4 separate regions of the Homo sapiens genome follow, and all the other regions are linked to region 1. The links are chromatin loops, found by intact Hi-C in ENCODE. Cell type or tissue: mammary epithelial cell. All regions are shown on one strand. Links, peaks and the distances in the headings refer to the core of each region. The heading gives the core; the rest is flanking DNA.

What was found. Hi-C counts contacts between places; a loop is a spot of excess contacts. Peaks named below come from ENCODE experiments on the same cell type or tissue, not always from the same donor. Only the 100,000 strongest peaks of a DNase experiment are listed, where the experiment ranks them.
Region 2: a loop joins it to region 1, with 9 times the contacts of the local background. A loop is called at or near these places in 10 of 110 quality-filtered maps.
Region 3: a loop joins it to region 1, with 10 times the contacts of the local background. A loop is called at or near these places in 84 of 110 quality-filtered maps.
Region 4: a loop joins it to region 1, with 31 times the contacts of the local background. A loop is called at or near these places in 15 of 110 quality-filtered maps.

The regions. Positions count from the first base shown.
Region 1 is chr4:169,482,867-169,488,787 of GRCh38, forward strand. All of the region lies in intron 23 of NEK1 (NIMA related kinase 1), which reads right to left. Among named protein-coding and RNA genes, the nearest start is that of NEK1, 130 kb to the right of the region's middle. In mammary epithelial cell, for the core only: a CTCF peak has its summit at 3,464; no DNase peak of the experiment used is centred there; H3K27ac peaks cover 354 bases.
Region 2 is chr4:169,112,765-169,118,685 of GRCh38, forward strand. SH3RF1 (SH3 domain containing ring finger 1) reads right to left here. Exons shown (of 12, transcript NM_020870.4): 9 at 4,759-5,018; 10 at 3,505-3,866. Among named protein-coding and RNA genes, the nearest start is that of CBR4-DT, 110 kb to the left of the region's middle. In mammary epithelial cell, for the core only: a CTCF peak has its summit at 3,272; DNase peaks (open chromatin) are centred at 3,297, 3,927 and 5,237; H3K27ac peaks cover 3,561 bases.
Region 3 is chr4:169,022,490-169,028,410 of GRCh38, forward strand. No RefSeq gene overlaps it. Among named protein-coding and RNA genes, the nearest start is that of CBR4-DT, 15 kb to the left of the region's middle. In mammary epithelial cell, for the core only: a CTCF peak has its summit at 2,454 (motif pointing right); no DNase peak of the experiment used is centred there.
Region 4 is chr4:168,181,537-168,187,457 of GRCh38, forward strand. It overlaps ANXA10 (annexin A10), which reads left to right. Exons shown (of 12, transcript NM_007193.5): 10 at 147-205; 11 at 3,023-3,145; 12 at 5,830-5,921. The coding sequence ends at 5,898. The region is part of intron 2 of LOC105377524 (a long non-coding RNA gene); the gene reads right to left. Among named protein-coding and RNA genes, the nearest start is that of ANXA10, 92 kb to the left of the region's middle. In mammary epithelial cell, for the core only: a CTCF peak has its summit at 2,371 (motif pointing right); no DNase peak of the experiment used is centred there.

The DNA of each region.
Region 1 (5,921 bases), core at 528-5,527:
TCTCATGATCCACCTGCCTCGGCCTCCCAACATGCTGGGATTACAGGCGTGAGCCACTGCACCTGGTCTGGGGTAGCACTTTTAATTTCCTTCAGGAACTTTTCCTTTGCATTCACAACTTGGATAACTGGCGCAAGAGGCTTAATTCTGTGCCTATCTCAGCTTTCAATATGCCTTCATCACCAAGCTTAATCTTGATTTCAGGTGACAGACATGCAACTCTTTTACTTGAATACTTAAGAGGCCACTGTAAGTCATTAAGTGGCCTAATTTCAATATTATTTTGTCTTAGGGAATAAGATCTGAGGAGTGAGACAGGGGAACTACCAGTCAGTGGAGCAATTAGAACACACACATTCATCAATTAAATTTCCCATCTTATATGGGTGAAGTCTGTGGTGCCTCAGAACAATTACAACAGTAATATCAAAGATATAATGACAATAATGAAAAAGTTTGAAATATGGCAAGAATTACAAAAATGTGACACAAAGACACAAAATGAGCAAAAGCTGTTGGGAAAATGACACTGATAGACTTGCTTGATGCAGGGTTGCCACAAACCTTCAATTTGTAAAAAATGCAGTATTTATGAAGCACAATAAAACAAAGTATGCCTGTATTTATTTTGTTCAAAAAAGGATGGAAACATTGCTTTAGTCCCATAGTTCAGTATTATTGAAAAAGTATACTGATATTTAAGATGTTACTACAAATAGGCCGGGCGCAGTGGCTCACACCTGTAATCCCAGCACTTTGGGAGGCCAAGGCGGGTGGATCACAAGGTCATGAGTTTGAGACCAGTCTGGCCATCATGGTGAAACCCTCTCTCTACTAAAAATACAAAAAATTGGCCGGGCATGGTGGTGTACACCTGTAGTCCCAAGTACTCGGGAGGCTGAGGCAGGAGAATCACTTGAACCCGTGAGGCAGAGGTTGCAGTGAGCCGAGACTGTGCCACTGCACTCCAGCCTGGGCGACAGAGTGAGACTCTGTCTCAAAAAAAAAAAAAAAAAAAGTTACTACAAATAACTTTTAAAAATATCTAGAGCTCACCTAACAGTATTATCACCTTGAAAGATTATATCTAAATATTTTGAAACTTTGTTTGTTTTAATTACTATAGTATATAAATTCAAATAAGGTTTCATACACTGAGAGAATAAAAACAAGCTCCAAAGTTGTTCTGAATAGTAGCAGTATTTTTAGAACAAATATGTTATTTCTCTAGATGATTACTTAAAAGAAATATACTTTGAATGAACACATTCTGCTATTTTTATTTAAATCAGTAATCACTTCTCTACCACATACTAGGATTACAGTTATGTGCCACCATGCCCAGCACATTTTTGTATTTTTAGTAGAAATGGGATTTCACATGTTGGCCAGGCTGGTCTCGAACTCCTGACCCCGTGATCTGCCTGCCTTGGCCTCCCAGAGTGCTGGGATTACAGGCGTGAGCCACCGCGTTTGGCCTGCTATTTCGATACATCAATCTGACACGATTTCTGTGAGAAGACAAATCCACAATATTTGACAAAAATTATCAATAAATTAAAATACATATTAATACCTATTAAGGCCAAGCACAGTTCTAGATAATGATATCCAAAATGAATTAGACACAATATTTTCTCTGAGGGGACTGTAAATTAGAAAAGAAAAAAGAACACATAAATCAATCAGTATGTTACAGAGAAAAAAATAAAGAGATAAGTACTAAACGATCTGGGGAAGAATGAAACAAAAAATATAGAAAGAACTAACTCTGTAAAGCCAAGAGGGGCACCAGTGAGAACAGCCTTCGCAGAGCAGCCAATGGTCAGCCATTCATTGTTCGGGAAGGCCATAAAACACAGATAAAGTAGGACAGTTGTACATTCAAATCCCAAAACACTCACCAGTCCTGTGATTTTTCATTGTTTTTATCCTCTCTGAACCTCACAGTTTTTCTCTAAAATAGAAATGCTGTACTCTTTGCCTCTCTGCTATAGGGATTGCATGAGATAATTTACGTAAAGTACACATCTGTGTACCTAATAAATAGTAGCAATTGTTATTTATTTGGTTTCCATTAAATAAGGTTATTTGGCTTAAACACTACAAGTCTGGTTTTAGTTCCTGATGAAATGTATTAAGTTTCAGAATGCAAGTTTCTCATCTTTAGAATGCAGACTAAAAACAAAAACCTCCTATCTTAACCATGATCAGAAATTAAAATTTGAGCATTGTGAGAGACAAATTTATTGGCACTTTTATAATAATGATCTTCAGCAGCCTTCAGTAAATGCTTATGTTCTATAATCAAATGCATACTGATCTCTCCTCTGAGTCAACTAAACCAAACAGATTAGAAGAACCTAAACAGACAAATTCAGACATGGAATCTAAATAAATGAACAAAGACAGATTACTAACTCTTACAATAACTTAAGAAGACAACTAAGTTACTGAAAATTTATGGGTGGTTCAGGATGACTACTGAAATGTGGCAACATCATTATAAGCTAATGTCATACACTTAAGTAACTTATTAGTACAGTTGAATTGGGCCTTCTGTATAAATATCATGGTGTATTATTTATAATCAGAACCTTAAAGCTTTTCAATATTAACTACATCTTGAGATAAAAGATGATAATGTACTTCTAATTATTGAAAGATAAACCATTACACTAAGCCTTTTATACGGAAAGTTGAGCAAATATGACATATCACAAAAATTAACTAAGCCAGGAAAACAATATAAAGTTTCATATAAGAGAAAAATATAAAAATTTGGAACAAAGAATGACCCAATTTTATTATACAATTGATCACCCAGCTAAATCTATAATATATATTTCATTCTAAACATACTTTTTCACTGGGTGCAATGGCTCACACCTATAATCCCAGCACTCAGGAGGCTGAGGCAGGAGGAGCACTTGAGCCCAGGAGTTTGAGACCCAGTTAATTTTCTTTTTTCTTGTAGAAATGGAGTCTCACCAGACCAGTGAGACTCCATTTGTACAACAAATAAGAACATTAGCTTATGTATGGTGACGTGTGCTAAGGGTCCCAGCTATAGACAGGCTGAGGCAGGAGGATCCCTTGAGCCCAGCAGGTCGAAATTGCAGAGAGCCATGTTCACACCACGGCACTCCAGCCTGAGTGACAGAGCAAGACCCTGTTTCAAAACAAAACAAAACAAACAAAGCACAGTCTTTCAAAGTTTAACCACAGTTTTAAATATAAAAATGTGCAAAAAAAAAGATAAAACATTGACCTGAAAGTTTCATAATTCAGTTTTAAAAGAAATGCTTTAGAAGCTTTTTTTTTCTTAGCCATTTTTCTCACAAGGTTCATAAATTTAAGGCTTTTCAACATTGCTTTTATTGTCACAAAAGGTTTTCAATTATCGCTGTAAAACTGTTTCTACTTCACGTGTCAATTTTGCCATGTGCTGAAAAATTAAGCAGCAGTGCCACCAAATGACGAAACTCAAAATTTCACCAAATAGTGAGGCGAGGCTTACAAACACATGAAACCACCAGTCTGCCTACTCTTGATGTCTGCCTACTCTTGATCAATAACAAACATATTTTCATCTTTATGCTGACTTATTAGTAAGGATTTAATGTATGCTAGGAAAGTATTAAATGACTTAGTTTCATATTTTGAATAGAGTAATTTCACACAGTTTTATACAGCCTAAAGATATATCATGGCCAAATCTTATCAAATTCATATTTAATGTCTCAAAACCTTATCTTTGAAGAACCAATAGTATAAAAGTATTTGTATTTGAATAAATTTTCTTAACTAGTATTGCCATAATGCTTTTATAAGAATATCTAAGAATAAGAACAAGGTAGCCAGAAGCAATGAGTGTGTACACCCTGTGGGGAGCCTTACAGGCGTGCATGGAAAGTCTAAAAATAAGACAAAGATGGAAACAGAAATACACAAGAATTTACATTCAAAATATTTTATCCAACCTAACCAAGACAGAATCTCCCTAATTCTATTTTTCACTGAATTTTAATTCTTAAAACATTGCTACCCTTTTAAAAAACTGAATCGATCTTCCTTACATACTTCATTCACAATATAGCATACGTGATGGCTGAAAACCTAACACTATATTACTTGGCCCTCCCAAAAAAAGGACCCATCATCACATATTGTTCTCCATATCTAAATCCCAATTGGTACTACAATTTTTATCATTAAATATGTCAAAGAGAAAATTTTATAAAATTAGGTATATACTGCCAAAGAATCACAATAGTTAAGGCAGTGATTTTTTTTTCCTTCACTTTTAAGTTCCAGGGTACATGTGCAGAATGTGCAGGCTTGTTATATAGGTAAATGTGTGCCATGGTGGTTTGCTGCACAGATCAACTCATCACCCAGGTATTAAGGCCAGCATCCGTTAGCTATTCTTCCTGATGCTCTCCCTTCCTCCACATCCCTCAAAAGCCCCAATGTGTGTTGTTCCCACCAATGTGTTCATGTATTCTCATCGTTCAGCTCCCACTTATAAGTGATACCATGAGGTGTTTGGTTTTCTGTTCCTGTGTTAGTCTGTTGAGAATAACAGCTTCCAGCTCCATCAATGTCCCTGCAAAGGACATGTTCTTGTTCCTTTCTGTGGCTGCATAGTATTCCATGGTGTATATGTACCGTGTTTTCTTTATCCAGTCTATCACTGATGGAAATCTGGGTTGATTCTATGTCTTTGCTATCGTGAATAGTGCTGCAATGAACATACGCATGCATGTATCTTTATAACAGAATGATTTATATATTTTGGGGTATATACCCAGTAATGGGATTGCTGGGTCAAATGGTGTACCTGCTTCTAGATCTTTGAGGAATCCCCACACTGTCTTCCAAAATGGCTAAACTAATTTACACTCCCACCAACAGTGTAAATGCATTCCTTTTTCTCTGTAACTTTGCCAGCATCTGTTGTTTCTTGATTTTTTAATAATTGCCATTCTGACTGATGTGATATGGTATTTCTCTGTGGTTCTGATTTGCATTTCTCTAATGATCAGAGATGTTGAGCTTTTTTTCATGTTTGTTGGCTGCATGCATGTCTTCTTTTTAAGAAGTGTCTGTTTATGTCCTTTGCCCATTTTTTAATGCGTAAAAATGGACATTTTTGTTTTTTTCTTGTAAATTTGTTTAAGTTCCTTGTAGACTCTGGATATTAGCTCTTTGTCAGATGGATAGATTGCAAAAATTTTCTCCCATTCTGTAGGTTGTCTGTTCACTCTGATGACAGTTTCTTTTGCTGTGCAAAAGCTCTTTAGTTAATTAGATCCCATTTGCCAATTTTTGCTTTTGTCGCTATTGCTTTTGGCATTTCATCATGAAATCTTTATTTGTGCCTGTGTCCTGAACGATACTGCCTAGATTTTCTTCTAGGATTTCTATAGTTTTGGGTTTTACATTTACATCTTTAATCCATCTTGCGTTAACTTTTGTATAAAGTTTAAGGAAGGGGGATCCAGTTTCAATTTTCTGCATATGACTAGCCAGTTCTCCCAGCACCATTTATTAAATAGGAAATCCTTTCCCTATTGCTTGTTTTTGTCAGGTTTTTCAAAGATCAGTTCCGTGTAGGTATGTGGTTTATTTCTGAGTTCTCTATTCTCTTCCATTGTTCTATGTGTCTATTTTTGTACCAGTACCATGCTGGTTTGGTTACAGGGCAGTGATTTTTATCCTTTGTTAGATTGAAAATATTATACTTTTGAGAATCCAAGGAAATATACGTGGTTTTACTGAAGAAAATGCACCAACATACATACTGCCAAACTTTACATTAATATTTTAGGGGGCTTAATAATGCTAGCTTCAATTCTGAATTCCATGTTAACCACTCCTGAGTAACGGTCAATGAGTAAAGATAGATATATGAACAC
Region 2 (5,921 bases), core at 622-5,621, 370 kb before region 1:
GCTAAAGACAAAAAAAAATTTTGTAAGAGCTCTTTTAAAGTTATGTTTGAAACAAGAAGAACAAGAAAGACACAGACCCGCTGTGGAGGATGGTGGTTCTTGGATGGCAAGAAGAAAGGGAAGGATAATCTTCAGACTGGAGGGGAAGAACAAACTTTGACGAGAGGGAAATGAGTGAAGAGTTGGGATTTAGAGATCAAATGATTACTCTTAACAGGCTGAATTCACTCCAGGGTACAGAGAAAAATAGCAGAAGAAATGCAACCAATAACCTTTGATAATCTGGTGAATCTGGGATGAGGGTCAACTGAACAGGCAAGGAAAGGCATGTGCAAGTCCCAGTTTTCTTTTTTTTTTCCCCCCTGAGACAGAGTCTCACTCTGTTGCCCAGGCTGGAGTGCAGTGGTGTGATCTCGGCTCACTGCAACCTCCGACTCCCTGGTTCAAGTGATTCTCCAGCTTCAGCCTCCTGAGTAGCTGGGATTACAGGCATGTGCCACCACACCCAGCTAATTTTTGTATTTTTAGTAGAGACAGGGTTTCACTATGTTGGCCAGGCTGGTCTCAACTCCTGACCTCAGGTGATACACCAGCTTTGGCCTCCCAAAGTGCTGGGATTACAGGTGTAAGCCACCGCGCCCGGCCCCAATTTTCAAACACATGACACCAAAGCACTTTGCAGACCATCTGGGAAATTCTAAAACAGTATTAAACAAAAGATTTATGAACATTTAGAAAGGGAAATAAAACTCTTCCAGGAGACACTCGCTAACAATAAGTCACAGCAGAAATGATGGAGCAATGGGGAGAACTCTGTGGATGGGAGGATGATGTAAAAGGCAGGTGAATCTCAATGTGGCATCTGGTGAGTTCTCCCAGGACATCCTTGTAGATGTGATGGAGAAATGTATACTAAAGACACTCTAGTCATGAAGATTCATGATTAAGTGACAACAATCATGGAATTACTAAATTTATATCAACCAGAAGTCTCTTTAGTGGACTTGGAACACTAAATGAGGTAGGAGATTTAATAAGGGAAAATTTGAAATCTGTGATATGAGGAATAGGAAAAGAAAACTTCAAGGGTATAGCATTAGAGAAAAGACACAAGGGGACACACCTGCAAATACCTCAGGGCACCATGTAGAAAGGAGATCTGCATTTTCTATGTGGGCCCTCAAAATAAAGAACAACGGTTGGAAGGTTGAGTTGAGTTACAGCTGTCTGAAGATGGCACAGGGCAGTCTTGGGCTAGGGCACTGCTTGGTCAATGGGGCACGCACCTAGGCAGAAGCCATGGTCATTTGTCAGGGATGGGTGCTCCACAGGATGACCAGTAAGGACCTGTACTAGATGGTGCCGTAACAGGTTAACTCAAACTTTGTGGTAAAAATCGGGTCCTAAAATCAAGGTGTGGCAGGGCTGGTTCCTTCTGGAGGCCACTGGGGAAGAATCTGTTCCCTTGTCTTTTCCAGATTCTAGAGGCTTCCTGTATTCCTTGACCTGTGGTCTCATTTCCCTATCATTCCTACCTCTGCTTCACCATCACGTCTCCTTCTCTGGCCCTAAGCTTCCTGCCTCCCTTTTAAGAACATCCTTGAGTTTACACTGGGCCCACCTGGATAATTCAGGCTAACCACCTTGTCAAAAGGCTATTAATTTAATAAAACCTGCAAGGTCCTTTTGGCCATGTAATGAAACATCTTTAAAAGTTCCAGGGATCAGGAGGTGGACATCCTTGGGGAGTCACTATTCTGTCTATCACAAGTACCTTTCAAGCCTTAGAGATTTAGTGAATTCTACATTGGAAGGGCCCAGCTGAAGAGTCCCTGTTCTTATCAGTGGCAAGGGCTCTGAGACACATTGTCATCAAGCCTTAAAATCTAAACCATAAAAATAATTATTTATAAATATATTAACAAAGTTGAACATGTTGGCTTGAGTGCAAGTTTAATGTAGTTAATTATAAACACTGAACAAATATCAATCTTTTTCAAAAACTCTCATGTTAACCGAACAATTAAATATTAACTTTTTAGTAGGCCATAAAGTTTATTTCCTTATAAACTGCTGTTTACAGGCTCCCTTAACCATTTAAATAGAACGACATACATTACCACTTAACCAGGTGGCTAAAAGTCTATGATCGCCCTCAAACTTCCCAGAACTGGTATAGAACTTCAGGGGAAATGTGTAAAATATTGAGGAAAAAGTAATAATGACAATAAAATTATCCAGATCCGTTACCATCTCTTCTTTTTCTTTTTACATTTAACAACTCTCAATTTCTCTTGCCTCCAATCACCTGTCTCTAAACCCAACCATCGGTTATTCTTTCCAATATAACTTTCCATTTATATTTTCTTTAAAATTCAGCCCCAAATGAGACATTAAAAAAAACCCCAAAAACTATGGATTTAGAAAATAATGTTTCCTTATATTTCAAGTCTTACCTCTCAAGGAACCATGCTGCTTAAGGTCAGATGTACTGGGCCATGGACCAGTACTAGCCTGTGGCCTGTGAGGAACCAGGCCGCACAGCAGGAGGTGAGCTGCAGGTGAGTGAGTGAGGCTTCATCTGTATTTACAGCCGCTCCCCATCACTTGCATTACTGCCTGAGCTCCGCCTCCTGTCAGATCAGCAGGGGCATTAGATTCTCATAGGAGCATGAACCCTATTGTGAACTGCACATGCGAGGGATGTAGGTTGCACACTCCTTATGAGAATCTAATGCCTGAGGATCTGTCACTGTCTGCCATCATGCCCAGGTGGGACCATCTAGTTGCAAGAAAACAAACTCAGGGCTCCCACTAATTCTACATTATGGTGAGTTCTATAATGATTTCATTATATAGTACACTGTAATAATAATAGAAATAAAGTGCACAGTTAATGTAATGAGCTTGAATCATTCTGAAACCATTTCCCCGCCACCACCCCTGGGTCCATGGAAAATCTGTCTTCAACGAAACTGGTCCATGGTGCCCAGGTGCCCAGAAGGTTGGGGACCACTGTTGTAGATAAAATAAATCCATAAGTAACACTTTTGATCAACAGTTTCATCCCCCTCACACATATATATTTTTAACAGAACTCTTATCAAGCAAGACTCACTGAGCAGGAAGACTTGAGGACAGCAAAATGATGAAAGAATGAGTAACTAAAGGGAAAAGGAAATTCCTCCACGAGACTGTAAGCTGCACAAGGAGGAGTGACTAAGTCTCATTCACTGTGGTCCCTCTAACATGCAGCACTGAGTCTGGCAAGTAGTGGGCGTTTAAACACAGAGAAACATGAGCTCTAGATAAGAGGATGGGGTGGTGCCTGCGTTTCTTCCCCACTCTACTCCTAGCACCTGGCATAGTGACTCACACGTAGGGAGCACCTGAGGGTTTGTTGAACAGTGAGTCCTCTCATTAGCTAAAAATGACAGACACAACATAAGAAGAAAAACAGGGAAGTAAGTAAAGCAGAGAAACAGTAAGTAAGTATGGTCTTACTTTGCTATCCTTGTCTGGTTTGGTTGCTGAACTGTTCCCACAAGCTGATGAAGCACTGTCAGGAGATGTGGGGAGTCCAGGGAGAACGGTCACTATCCGGCCACTGGGCTCAGCCTCCAGAGAAGCACTGGTGATGCTTGGGGAAGTCAGTGGAGCAGCTGCTGCACAGGCCAGAGGGGCACTGGCTCGACTGATACTGATGGCAGCAGTGTGCGTGGCTGAGCCTGGCATCAGAGGCGCAGGTTGTGGGGAGGCCAGCGAGTGATGGGACAGGCCCACAGATGCAGGGCTGAGGCCGGCGGCATTCTGTACCTGGATGGGTGTCACTGCTGCCGTGGGGCGTTCCTGGTTGTGCGCTGCAACTAGTAGATGGGAAGAGGGAACACAGCAAAATTCAACTATCTAATAGATGCTGCTCACCAAAACATGAGTCATTTCACTGCATCAGACCATGATGAAAGGCTGCTATTGTATTTATTACAATAAAGATGGGATGGACGGTGGCCTAAAAGCACTTAATCTTAGCTGGATCCCCAGACACTATCTATTGTCCTTCCAGGTCAGCCCTTGAGTCTACTGAGTGCCTGGAAGCTCAGTTTTGACCCAAGTCCCTTTACTTAGGAGACAGCCTCTCCACAGTGTTAGAGACACTGAGCCAGTTCTTGATGGTATTCTACAGTGTCAAGCGATGTCTCCCTCTAGTCCTTTTCCTATTATTCATTCCCTTTTCTTATGAATCATTTTCCTTTTTTCTGTTTTTCTGATAGAGTTCACAAGCCTTTAGTTTACCCCTCATCCCATTAGTTACCCAAGACTCTTGGGAAGGTTTTCAGTGCTACAGAACTAAGAAAGCTGTTTAAGATCCCATAGGGTCCAAGGTAGACTTGTGCTTAAGTTAATCAGAAATGATCAGCACACCCGTTAGTAGAGTATCACGCAATGTCACATGGATGGTAGTAGTGAGATTTGAGATCATATGATCTCAACTATAGAAGTCAAAATTTCAAGTACTATTGACATTCTTAGGATCAGCCTAATTTCTTTCAGACTTTAGATCTATCCATCAGGCTTGAAGTAATACGCAGGGCACGCTTAGCCCAAATAAGCAGATACAAGGTGCCACTGAGTAGACTTTGCCTAATGTTGTTCATTATTAAAATTACATCTACATTTCTCAACATCTGTCATAAAAGATCTACTATTAGGCAGGTAAGCCCTTTATCCTGATATGTTCTGGCCTGGGTTCCTCCTTACCTGTCCTCACAGCATTGCGGGCCTGGTTGACTGTCATTTGCCCCGTCATGTGCAACAAGACCTTAGCCTGAGGACTTGTCTGGATGTGAGCTGCTGATACCACAGCTGCGGGGACAACACTGGGACTCCCAGCCACGCCATTTCCCTGGAGCTTCTGGGCAGGCCCTCCTGCCGTGGAAGGACTGACCATGGTCACTCCCCGACTTGTCTGGCCAGCTGTAGACATAGGGACTTTAGCTTGGGAAGCATTTGTCACCGCCCTGCCAAGACACAAACATAGATGGAAAGCCCAGTCCATCAGCAAAATGACAGAAAGAACAATTAAATGCAAGAAAAATGACTCAGAGCTTTAAACATAGAACATTTTAAAAAATGAATGGAATTATTTTTATAAAGTTTAAGAATAGAAAATTCAACGTAATGATGGCTGAGACAGAGAAAGGTCTTGAAATATATTCTGAGTCACCAGAAACCACACGTCATACTCTGCTCAAGAATATACAGTTATTGCATTCAGCTTTCCATAACAAGACCAAATATCTCCACTGACTTTCAAGGCCCTGGATTCTCCCCCTTCATCTACAGAACAAGCTAGGATCATTCCCTGACAATATCCCCATTTCCATATCTTTGCTCCTGTTTCCTGGCTTCCTACTTGCCTCCAGCTCCACATCACACATGTGCCCATGTACATGCATGCACACACATACACGCACTAGTGGAAAGTCCTCTCCGTCTTCTCTTGACATATTGTAATCTCATTTATGTTTCAAGATCCAGCATGAACACTGTCAGTTCAAGAAGCCTTGCCTCAGATTCAGGTTTAAGATCTTATGATTCTATTGTTTCATGTGGATTTCTTCTTTCATTCTGTTTCTAAACTCCACAATTGTTTATGCTTTGGCCCTTGATTACAAAATGTGGTATATTATTATTAGTAGTAGTAGTATTTTTTTTGAGACAGAGTCTCACTGTTGCCCAGGCTGGAGTGGAGTGGTGCGATCTCAGCTCACCCCTCTGCCTCTCAGGTTCAAGTGATTCTCCTGTCTAAGCCTCCCGAGTAGCTGGGAGTACAGGCACGCGCCACCATGCCCGGCTACTTTTTTGTATTTTTAGTAGAGGTGGGGTTTCACCATGTTGGCCAGGCTGGTCTCGAACTCCTG
Region 3 (5,921 bases), core at 377-5,376, 460 kb before region 1:
TAAGAAGAACCAAGAGTGGTTGAAGATGAGCCCAGTCATCCATGGAGATGTTGTACCCAGAAAGCTGTCAGGACTTCCTGCTGCGAAGATGCCCAGAGTCCCCCAGTTCTGAAACTGAGTTGTTTAACTCTTCCTTGATTCTGTGAGGTCCCCAGTATTATTCTAATAAATGGGCTTTTCTCATTTAAGTTTGGCGGGGTGGGTTTCTATTGCTTGTGTCCCAAGAACTCTGACACTGCCAGGCAGTGTGCTAGGTGATGTATATGATAATTTATTTAATTTAATTTTTCAAAGGAAGGTATCATAATCTCCATTTTACACACAATGAAAATGAAGCTAGTTGAGGTTACAGTAATTTGCTCACAGACACACAGTAAGTGGTGAAGTGTGACAAGGGGCTTGAGTCTTTGCCTGGATGCCAAAGGCTCTGCATGTTCTTCTATGTCACAAATGAGCAAGGATATTAAAAAGTTTTCATTCATTGCCACATAAGCTTAATATTTCAGACACATTTTGCATTAAATGATCTTACCAGGTAGATCATTTGTTATATCTGCTGATACAATAGAAATTTTCTTAGAAAAGCACAAAATGAAAGCAGAGAGAGATTATTAACAAGTTAAAGTTCTGTATATTGTTTTAATATACATATGTGTGTTTAGTTCCCTACCTAAAATACATCACAGTCACACAACATTCCGATCTTTTATTCTCTACAATTTTTTTTTTTTTTTAGATGGAGTCTTCCACTGTCGCCAGGCTGGAGTGCAGTGGCGCAATCTCCGCTCACTGCAACTTCCGCCTCCCGGGTTCAAGCAATTCTCCTGTCTCAGCCTCCCAAGTAGCTGGGACTACGGGCATGTACCACCACACCCAGCTAATTTTTGTATTTTTAAAAGAGACGGGGTTTCGCCATGTTGCTCAGGATGGTCTCGAGCTCTTGACCTCGTGATCCGTCCACCTCGGCCTCCCAAAGTGCTGGGATTACAAGCGTGAGCCACCGCGCCCGGCCTTTCTACTCTTTTGTGTTCCAAATTCTTTTGTATTCCATCATAATAATAACAGTGTAATTGCATGCAGTCTTACAATGGTTTTTAAGTCTACTCGTGACAAGAGCACAGTTATAGCCATGATATTAAACAAAAGGAAAACACGACAATCAATAACGATGTACATATAAGTACATATAAGGAATTGTACTAAATGTTGTGGGATAAACAAAATAAAAGAAATAAACATTTTCTTCAAGACACTGTCTCATTGGAAAGGCAAATAACAAAGATATGAAAAATAAAATAGGTAGAAATGGAATAAAAATGCAAAGGTAGCACGTGACTCCCTGTGAAATGATGTTTTAAGAGAGTTAATTACAAAGTCCTATGAACCCAAAAGGAAAGTGCTCAGATCCGGAAGAATAGGAAATGAAGAACAGTATGCTTGTGTCTGTCCACAAGAAAAATATATGATGTCTAAATAACAACCTAAAATAATGAAAGATTTCTGTGATGCATGGCTGACACACAGTACATCTTCATCTCAGGGGAGAATTTCCAGAAGTTGATTTTCCAGATTTATAGAACACAACTCCTGAGTGGTCACTGCAGCAACTGTGTCATTTTTCTACTTTTTCCAGCTGAACCAGTGACAAGTTACATCACTAATCCTGAGCTTATTAAGAAGTGTCACCATCTCATGTTGGAAACCTCTCCGGAGGGTTTGGTACTGTTCTCTCAGGTAGATTATTTAAGATTAATGTCCTGATATGACAAACTGCATTTTTAATCTGTCATCAAAGCAGATTATCAGAACCAGAAATGACAAGATTTAACACACAGTTTTTCATGCCTAAAACTAACAGCAAAAACTACAATGCATTTCACTACATTCAAAGTAAACATGATATATTAATGAATGGTTTTTCCTCTGTCACCGAATAATTATAGATTCCTTCTTACTAAAAACAAATTATGTTTATTTCCCTTAAGAAGACTATGATTAATTATACACAATTACACTTGCCTTTAATTGAACAGATTTCTTCTTTACTCTGGATTAGTGGGTTATTGTATATTATTAAATAGCTTCAGAAAACCCAAAGAAGGAAACCTTTCTCTTCAGAACTAAAGCTGGGTAAGTAATGGTGGTCGTGGAACTATGGATAGGGGTCAAAAAAGTTTCATTTTCTTGTTAAAATGACCTATGGCAAACAGAGCTAACAGTGTCTTACAGTTCTGATTTATTGGAAGCACATTGATATGCCTGAATCTCAGAAATTGTATTGGAAAAGCCACAAATGAAAGCTGAGAGAGATTAACATGTGGTGGGCTAAGACTTTGTAAAGATAGATTCCTAAGGCAGGATTTCTCAAACTCAACAATATTGACATTTTAGGATGTATAATTTTTGTTGTTGTTGGGGGTTGTCTTGTGCACCACAGAATATTTGCAGCATCTATCCACTAGATGCCAGTAACGTACATCCTCACAGTTGTGACAAACAATGATATCTCCAGACATTGCCAAATGTCTCCTAGAAGGGGATGGGGGCGGAGTGGGGTAGAGGGGAGCAAAATTGCCCTGGTTGAGAACCACCACCCAAAATTGTAGCATTCCTGTCTGGCCCCAAATCTAGAGGACATTGTACCTGATTCTGCTAGATGCTGAAAGTGTATAATTCTGTTGTGATAACAGAATATCCAGAATAAAGACCATACTTCCCAGCCTCACCTCCCTTACAGCTAAGTAGGGCCATGCTTCTAAAGTCAGGTTAACAGGATTTAAGCAAAAATTGTGTGGGAACTTCCTGGTCATGCCCATAAAAGGAAAAAAATATTTCCTTCTATTCTACTTTCCACCTTCTTGCTGGCTAGTTATAGACATGATGGTGAGAGCCAGAGCAGCCATACTGGACACAGGGATTGGAGCTGTGTGTTGAGTATGGCAGAGTAACAACAGCATGGGTGGCTGGATGTTTGACATGGTAGAGGTCCCATATCAGCTTTGAGACCTGAGAGAGAATAAACTTCTCTCTTGCTTAAATCTCTGTTCTATCAGGTTCTTTGTTATAGCAACTGGCATTTTCGTGGTAACTAACACACATCCCAACTGCTGTTGCATGCGCTAAGCCAAAAAGGCAGCAATGAAAAGAGGAGGGATCACTTCTTGTCCTTTTGGGTAAGACCAAGTATAAAACAGGGAGCTTCCTTTGTCCCACTGGAATCTAAAGAAGCTCTAACTGGGTCTACATCCTTGATTGGAAAACAGTCATTTTTAATTGTAACATAAACAAACACCAGGGAAAGAAACAGTGAGCAGTGAGGGAGGACGGAGTTAGTGATTCAGTCAGACCAACTGAATTCACACAGGCGATCCAATAGGAAGACAGTGTGCACAGTTGGTCTTTTCTTAGCTTACACTGAGATTCACGTCTGGACAGGTGAGGCTGGCGAAGTCCCCTACACAGCTGTTTATTTGCATGAGCTGGTTTGCCACGCAAAGAGCATGCTAGGCCAGGCACGGTGGCTCATGCCTATAATCCCAGCACTTTGGGAGGCTGAGGCGGGCAGATTGCTTGAGCCCAGGAGTTCAAGACCAGCCAGGCCAACATAGGGAGATCCCGTCTCTACCAAAATTAGCTGGGTGTGGTGGCGCCTGTAGTACTAACTACCCAAGAGTCTGAGGTGGGAGGATTGCTTGAGCCCAGGAGATCAAGGCTGTGGTGAGCCAAGATTGCATCACTGCACTCCAGCCTGGGTGACAGAGCAAGACTATCTCAAAAAAAGAAAGAAAGAAAAATAAAAAGAAACGAAGGAAGGAGAGAGAGAGAGAGAGAAAGAAAGAAAGAAAGAGAGAAAGAAGGAAGGAAGGAGAGAGAGAGAGAAAGGAAGAAGAAAGAAAGAGAGAGAAGGAAGGAAGGAGAGAGAAAGAAAGAAAGAAAGGAGAAAGAAAGAAAAAAAAGAAAAGAAGAAATGGCATGTTAGGTTGTACTTTTGTGGGAATGTAAGAATGAGAAAGACATTATCAGTGGAACGGATGGCCTTGTGTCTGGTCACCTGTCCAGCCCCATGGACAATGTATGAACCAATGAAGAGTGAACGTTCATAAGCTCAAGTGAGGAAATGGGTTCAGAAAGGTAGTCATGAAACGCATGGCACAGAGCATGACAAAGAGTGCCCAAAGCAGGGGGGAGAGCTCTCTCCCCACTTTGGCAAGGAATGCAGCCCCAACTGCGTGAACTTTCTAGTTCCTCCATGGTGACAACCAGAGGACCAGGGCGGAAGCTTAGGGGAGGGGAGGGCCCTGCAGATAACATTGTACCTCACAAGGACCTGCAGAGAACAATGGTGTTGAGCAGTGGGACCGGACTTTGCTTATAAGCACAAGTGAGATACCCCATAGAAATACCCAGAAATGCTTTACGATGGAGGACATTACAATAAGATGAGGCCATGCATCACTGGGGGAAGCCTTAAGCTGGCAAAGGTTGACCATTAATGTTGACGGTCCCCTGTGGCAGATAATAGTGAATTCCTGACCCAGTCAGCATTCCAAGGCCCTTCTCCCTACCATGTTGTTCCAGCCATGAGGGGATCTGAGGCAGTGTTCTGGGCAACATGACCAAAACAGAACACTAGTGGTGTTCCTGAAAAAAAAAAAAAAACAATTTTTTTTTCTGTGATAGAAACACTGCCTTTTCTCCTTCTGTCTTCTTCCTGGAGGAATGTGAACATGATTCCTGAAGCAACAGCAGCAGCAGCCATCATCTTTAAGCCTCCGCAGTCGCTGATTTCTGCATCTCTTGTTCTGTGAGGAAAATAGCCCCATGTGCTTAAATGGCTGTAGTTGAGTTTTCTAACACTTGAAGCCACTGCTGATTCATGGCTACAGGCTGATAAAAGCAGGGGAAATTTATATTACAGCAAATGTTGCTGCCATCTCTCCTGAAAAAGTGGTCTGAGGATCATATACAAGCCAAATATCTCCTTTCACATACTTTGCCCAGTCTATATGTGGCCTTTGTCATCTCACAATGTTTTCATGTTCACTTACTCATCTAAAAAGTTTGTTACTGGCGAGGATGTGGGAAAACTGGACCCCTCCTATACTGCTGGTGGAAGTTTAAAATGTACATCTACTCTGGAAAATTTCTTGACAGTTTTTCATAAAACTAAATCTGCATTTGCCACATAACCTAGCAATCATATCCTCTTGGGCATTTATCCCAGAGAAATGAAAACTTATGCTCATATACACAGAGAATAAGTCTGTATATGAATGCTGATAGTAGCTTTATTTGTAATAGCAAAAAAACTGTGAACAATCCAAATGTCTTTCAAAGGGCAAATGGTTAAGCAAACTCTGGCATATCCATACGGTGGAATACTATTCAGCCACGCAAAGGAATAAACTATGGATACATGCGACAAACTGGGTGGGTCTTAAGGACATTATGCTGGGTGAAAAAGTCAATGTCAAAAGGTTACATACTGTATGACTCCATTTATAGAACATCCTGGAAATGACAAAAGTGTAGAGATGGAGAACAGATTAGTGGTGGCCAGGGATTATGAACAGCGGACAGAGGGAGGATGCAAAGGGGTAGAATGAGGGAGTTCCTTTGTGCTGATGGAACAATTCTGTATCCTAATTGTTGTGTTAGCTACAACAGTAATTATGTACTGATCTATAACTGGGGTCAAATTGCATAGAACTATAAATACACACACACATGAGTGCATGTAAAAACTGGAGAATGCAGAGTAAGGTCTATACTCTAGTTACTAGTGTTATTCCACGCCAGTTTACTGGTTTTAATATGGTACTATGGTTATATAAGATGTCACCACATGGAACTCTATGTGTTAAGTGTTGCAGCTTTCTGTGAGCCCATACATATTTCAAAATAAAGAGGTTTTTTTTTAT
Region 4 (5,921 bases), core at 491-5,490, 1.3 Mb before region 1:
CTTATAGTGTTACCATTATTCTAAGTGTTGACCTTACAATACAATGTAAGAATTGTAACAGGAAAAGTGTTATTGTTTCTCAAATTCTGACGAAAATATATGTTTTCACTCTCAATGTTTCTTCTTCTCTCTCTGATTTCTCCTAGTTCTCTGTGTTCGAGACAAACCAGCCTATTTTGCTTATAGATTATATAGTGCAATTCATGTAAGTAAGACATATATTTTTAAAATTTCTCCAGAAATTGTGTCTGTTTTCTCAAAGGATTAATTTTACTTCCATCATTTAAATGTTCATTACCATTTTTGAACTTGTATGTACAAAGAAAATACACCCAAGTGAGAAAAACTGGTTTAGACACCAAAAATAAGACATATCAGATAAAAATAATGTTCTGCTTTCTGTATCAAATTTAGGGAACCATATTTGGGGTGTATCTCCCTGTGCACTTTAGAGATTATTTAATATCTGCAGAAACTGGTAAATTCAAATGTTTTTGTATGTTTCCAAAGACCCCCACATCAGACTTATGCAAGTACAAAACATATGGCATTAAGCAGAAAATGTCAAAATATTACAAACTCTCAGCAAGCAATTGCCACGTTCGTGAAGTTTCAATACACGAAATTATGTCAATGGATATTTTTGAACATTGTGCTATTTTCAAAAAGTATTTAAAGTGATAACTAGAAAACCATAAACTCTAAATCTATTTTTGTAATTAAATGGGAATGTTTTTCATACTTCAGTGTGTTATTCAGTCGCACATACTTTGGAGCATTAATTTTTTTTTTTTTTTTTTTTTTTTTTTTTTGAGATGGAGTCTTGCTCTGCTGCCCAGGCTGGAGTGCAGTGGCGCGATCTCGGCTCACTGCAAGCTCTGCCTCCCGGGTTCACGCCATTCTCCTGCCTCAGCCTCCCAAGTAGCTGGGACTACAGGTACCCGCCACCACACCCGGCTAATTTTGTTTTGTGTTTTTAGTAGAGACGGGGTTTCACTGTGTTACCCAGGATGGTCTCGATTTCCTGACTTCGTGATCCGCCCGCCTCGGCCTCCCAAAGTGCCGGGATTACAGGCGTGAGCCACCGCGCCCGGCCTGGAGCGTTCATTTTTTTAAAAAACAAACACTTAAGTGCATCATCACATAATGCACTCCTTATCCATATCTACATGAAACAAAAAAAGAAAGTCTCGGCCGCGCGCAGTGGCTCATGCCTGTAATCCCAGCACTTTGGGAGGCCGAGGCGGGTGGATCACGAGGTCAGGAGATCTAGACTGTCCTGGCTAACACGGTAAAACCCCGTCTCTACTAAAAATACAAAAAATTAGCCGGGCGTGGTTGCAGGCATCTGTAGTTCCAGCTACTCGGGAGGCTGAGGCAGGAGAATGGCCTGAACCCTGGAGGCGGAGCTTGCGTGAGCCGAGATCGCGCCACTGCACTCCGGCCTGGCGACAGAGCGAGACACCGTCTCGGAAAAAAAAAAAAAAAAAAAAGAAAAAAGAAAAGAAAAAGAAAGTCTCATAGAGATAATTATATACATGTCGTAGCCTTGAAAACTCAAAGAAAACGATTAAAAATAATCCAATAATACAGTAATTTTAATCATCAGTTTTATCCTCAAGGTAAATTTAACAGATATACTTCTTAAAAGTAGCCAGCATGCTGGGAAAATATGTTAATAGTCAGGAGTATGTTATTATATATCTTCTGCAGTGTATTTTCTCATTTATGCAAAGGAAGAACCTGGATAACCCCAGAACACAAAAGGAAGATCAATGCTCACAGTCTTGCTTCTCTCCTATTCTATTTTCTAGGAGAAACAGTTGATTTGGTTAAACATTTATTTGAAATAGTGTATTTGGAAATGCTATAGGATGATTTCAATTGTTTCCTTCTCAAAGAACCAACCACTACAACAACAGTATGAAGCTTCACTTGTGAATGATTATGGGAAAATAACTACAATTACCTTGATTCCAATTATGCACAAATTCAAGGCTACTTATTCTAATAGTACATGAAAACTGTATTTTTGCTGTGTATGTGTTATAAGGCAATAGGAAGATATGCGTATTCACAAATGGTTTGTAGGTACGGAGAAGGATTGTATATTCAAGTAATGTAATTTTTGATACCTGAAGACCTCAAATGTCAAATGTTTGTCAAAAAGCTGCTTTAATCACCCCTGAACCAAAGATATATTCTGTGTTCTCCTCCAGTGAACTCTAAAGTGAACGATCTACATTTTAAGTTTGAATACTTGTTAGATCATTCATTTTAACCACCTCAAATTATGAAAAGTTTATTAGTAATATACATTCAAAACATTGTCTTCAAAAATCAGATTCTGTTTTCTGGCCACTAGATGTCACGATTACTCTGTTTGGAAAGACAATTTGAAACTGATTTGTTAGGGTGCAGTATTTCTGGGGCTAGCATACAGACATTGATTTTGTATTTTTCTGCATTTGAATTTAAACCGGCAAATATTTGAATCACCTAGAATTCTAATTTTTTATAATTTATCAATGATGACAAGAAAATAAAATTAAAATGTTACTGCTGTCTTAGACAAATCAATGTCCATCTGACAGAGCTGAGAATGTCTTCCCCTCCAAGGAAGAATTCTTACCAGGAAGGACCACAGGATCAGATTTGCAGTTTATAATGCAGTGTGAGTGGGACGGTGTGAAGGTTAACAAGGCTAGAAAGGGGGAGCAACTATTGCAGAATCAGGGTGAAATGATAAGGGTCAGAGTCAAGGTCGTGGCACTGGAATAGAGAGCACAAGGCATTCAGAAAATAGAAGAGAATAATTCACTGTCAGCATGCGGTAAGGGAGAGGGAGAAGTGACAGAAATGACTCAGGATCTGAACCACAGCCTGTGTGGCCAGTGATGCCAGTGTTGGAAGAACTCAGGAAGAAGAGAAAATGACTACAGAAAAGGGGTGTGTCCACTTGGGACAGACTGACTTTTAGGATGCTGTCTTCTCATTTCTCCCACTTTTCTGTATCTTTTAGGACTTTGGTTTCCATAATAAAACTGTAATCAGGATTCTCATTGCCAGAAGTGAAATAGACCTGCTGACCATAAGGAAACGATACAAAGAGCGATATGGAAAATCCCTATTTCATGATATCAGAGTAAGTTTCCGACACATGATTTATTTGGACCCACATTTTCTCCTTTTTGAAACTGAGATAAAAGTTCTCATTCAAATAACTTCATGGCAGACTCTAAAAAGTTAACTATTCAGACAGGGATAACCTAGTTTTTTTCCTCTACACAGTCTTTAGAACATCGGCAGGTGCTAACTTAGAAAACCCTTTACCTCAGCTGGGCGTGGTGGCTAATGCCTGTAATCCCAGCACTTTGGGAGGCTGAGGCAGGCAGATCACGAGGTCAGGAGATCCAGACCAACCTGGCTAACACGGTGAAACCCCGTCTCTACTAAAAATACAAAAAATTAGCCAGGTGTGGTGGCACACGCCTGTAGTCCCAGCTACCCGGGAGGCTGAGGCAGGAGAATCGCTTGAACCCGGGAGGCGGAGCTTGCAGTGAGCTGAGATTGCGCCACTGCACTCCAGCCTGGGCAACAGAGTGAGACTCCATCTCAAAAAAAGAAAAAGAAAAAAAAAAGAGAACCCTTTACCTCAGCGACAGAACTTATTCCTCTTTGATGTGTTTTACCCAGAAGCATTGATGCAGTCATGCAAAATATTCATTCTCTATAATTGTGCTTAAAGAGCTAAATTCTGAAGTATGATCAGGCTCAGGAAAAATATATATTGCAAAAGGCTGCATTACTTTTGAAGAGGTTTCTTAAATCAGTTGAGCTGTCCTCTCATATTGTCATAGAAGGCAGGGCAGTCAGTCAAATATCATAAACTGCTAATTCGGAGGGACTTAATGTTCCTAGCTATATACAACTCTACATATCCTTATCCCTTTAGCCCTTGAAGGGCAAAGGAGCAATGATTCAGTACTGAACAAGCCAGTGTTTTCATTCTGATACTTTTAAACTTCATGCATTTTGATACAACCTAACAAAGAATCCTCAGAATATATAGGACCATTTACTAACTGAGAGCCTAGTGGAAAATAAAAATGCTTGGCACTGTGTTCAAAAAAGTTTCAAGAATTTCAGGATGGGGAGAGCAGAGCATTAAACCAAGCCAAGCACAGGGACATAAGAATAGAACTGAACTTATATTTTGTGCAGAACTAAAAGCTATTACCTTGTTCACGTTGTTTTCATCTGAAATTTGTAATTCCAAGAAGCAGTGTTTTAGTTTATTGAAAGAGTAATCTAGAAGCAATCTAAAGCCCAAGAGATCACATAATACAGAAGACTTTGTAGGCCTCTGGAGAGCTGAAATGGTTTCTAAGAGGAAGAGTTGATGGAGCAGTTAAGAGAAATCTTATTCCTTCATCTTTGATAAAACTCTCCTACAGCCACTTTCAAAACTCTAAACTCTTTTAGTGATGAGAAATGCATGGCATAATTCATTTTCTAAATGAATACATTAGTTCTTAGGCACTTATTATAATTAATCACAACCGACTCAAAGTCTGCTAATATGAAAATGTAATTAATGTAACTTTGCTATGTACATTTAAAGTACTGAATTATCATTACATGACTTTGTGCCAAAGCACCTTAATATGAAAGTTGATACTTAACAAAGAAACATTTTATAATATTTATTTACTACTATCATTGATTTTGGAAAATATAGAAATTATAGAAGACCATTACAAGAAAATTAAAACCTCCCTAATTTTCTACAGAAAATCATTAATAAACTTTTATTCTGCTATGGTGTGCATGTTTGTGTCTCCTGAAAATGTATCTGCTGAAATTCTAACCCCAAAGAAGTGATGATACTAGGAGGTGGGGTCTTTGTGAGGTGATTAGGTCATGAACGTGGAGCCCATGAATGGGATTAATGTCCTTATAAAATAGGCCAAAGAGAACACCTTTGTCCCTTCTGCCATGTGAGCTTAGAATGAGAAGAAGGCTGTCTACGAGAGACAGGCACTCAGCAGGCACCACATCTGCTTGATCTTGGCCTTGCCAGCCTCTAGAGCTGTTAGAAATAAATTCCTATTGTTTATAAGTCACCCAGTTTATGGTACTTTTGTCACAGCTGCCTGAACACACTAAGACAGGTACTTTCAGTCATTTTCTAAAGCTATATAAATAATAATATGTTTTGCTATGTAAAAGAGTATTTTTATTGAATCATGGTATTCTGCTGTATAAGCTATAAAGTACACAAACTACCTCACATTATTATACATTGCTTCTCAGTTTTTCACTATTATACATAATATTATGGTGTATATATTTTTAGCACAAAACTTTGTGCTTATCAATGATTGATAATAACTTTCTTAATATATATTTCTTGAGGTAGAATTACTACATTAATAATTATAAATATTTTTAAATCTTTTGAGACATATTAATTTGTTCTCCACATTCTACATTCATTTATAACAATAATAATAATAACATTAGGGTACATCTTCCTAAAGTTGAGGAGAATATTTAATTCTAAGGCAAGTTCTTATAAATACACATTCAGGTTCAACCGACTTTATGTAAACCACATACTACTGACTGTAACCAGAGCATTATTCTTCAACAACTTTCATTGGGAGCAGTACTTAGGGCATGTTAAACCTTTAGATGAGAAAAGTAAATAAGTTTAGAAAGGCTAATGGTCCATGGCTCTTTCATAGTGCAGTCCAGAGGAATTATGCTTCCTTTTTAGAACTATTATGATATTTTATTTCAAATATATTATATTTTTCTTTTCAGAATTTTGCTTCAGGGCATTATAAGAAAGCACTGCTTGCCATCTGTGCTGGTGATGCTGAGGACTACTAAAATGAAGAGGACTTGGAGTACTG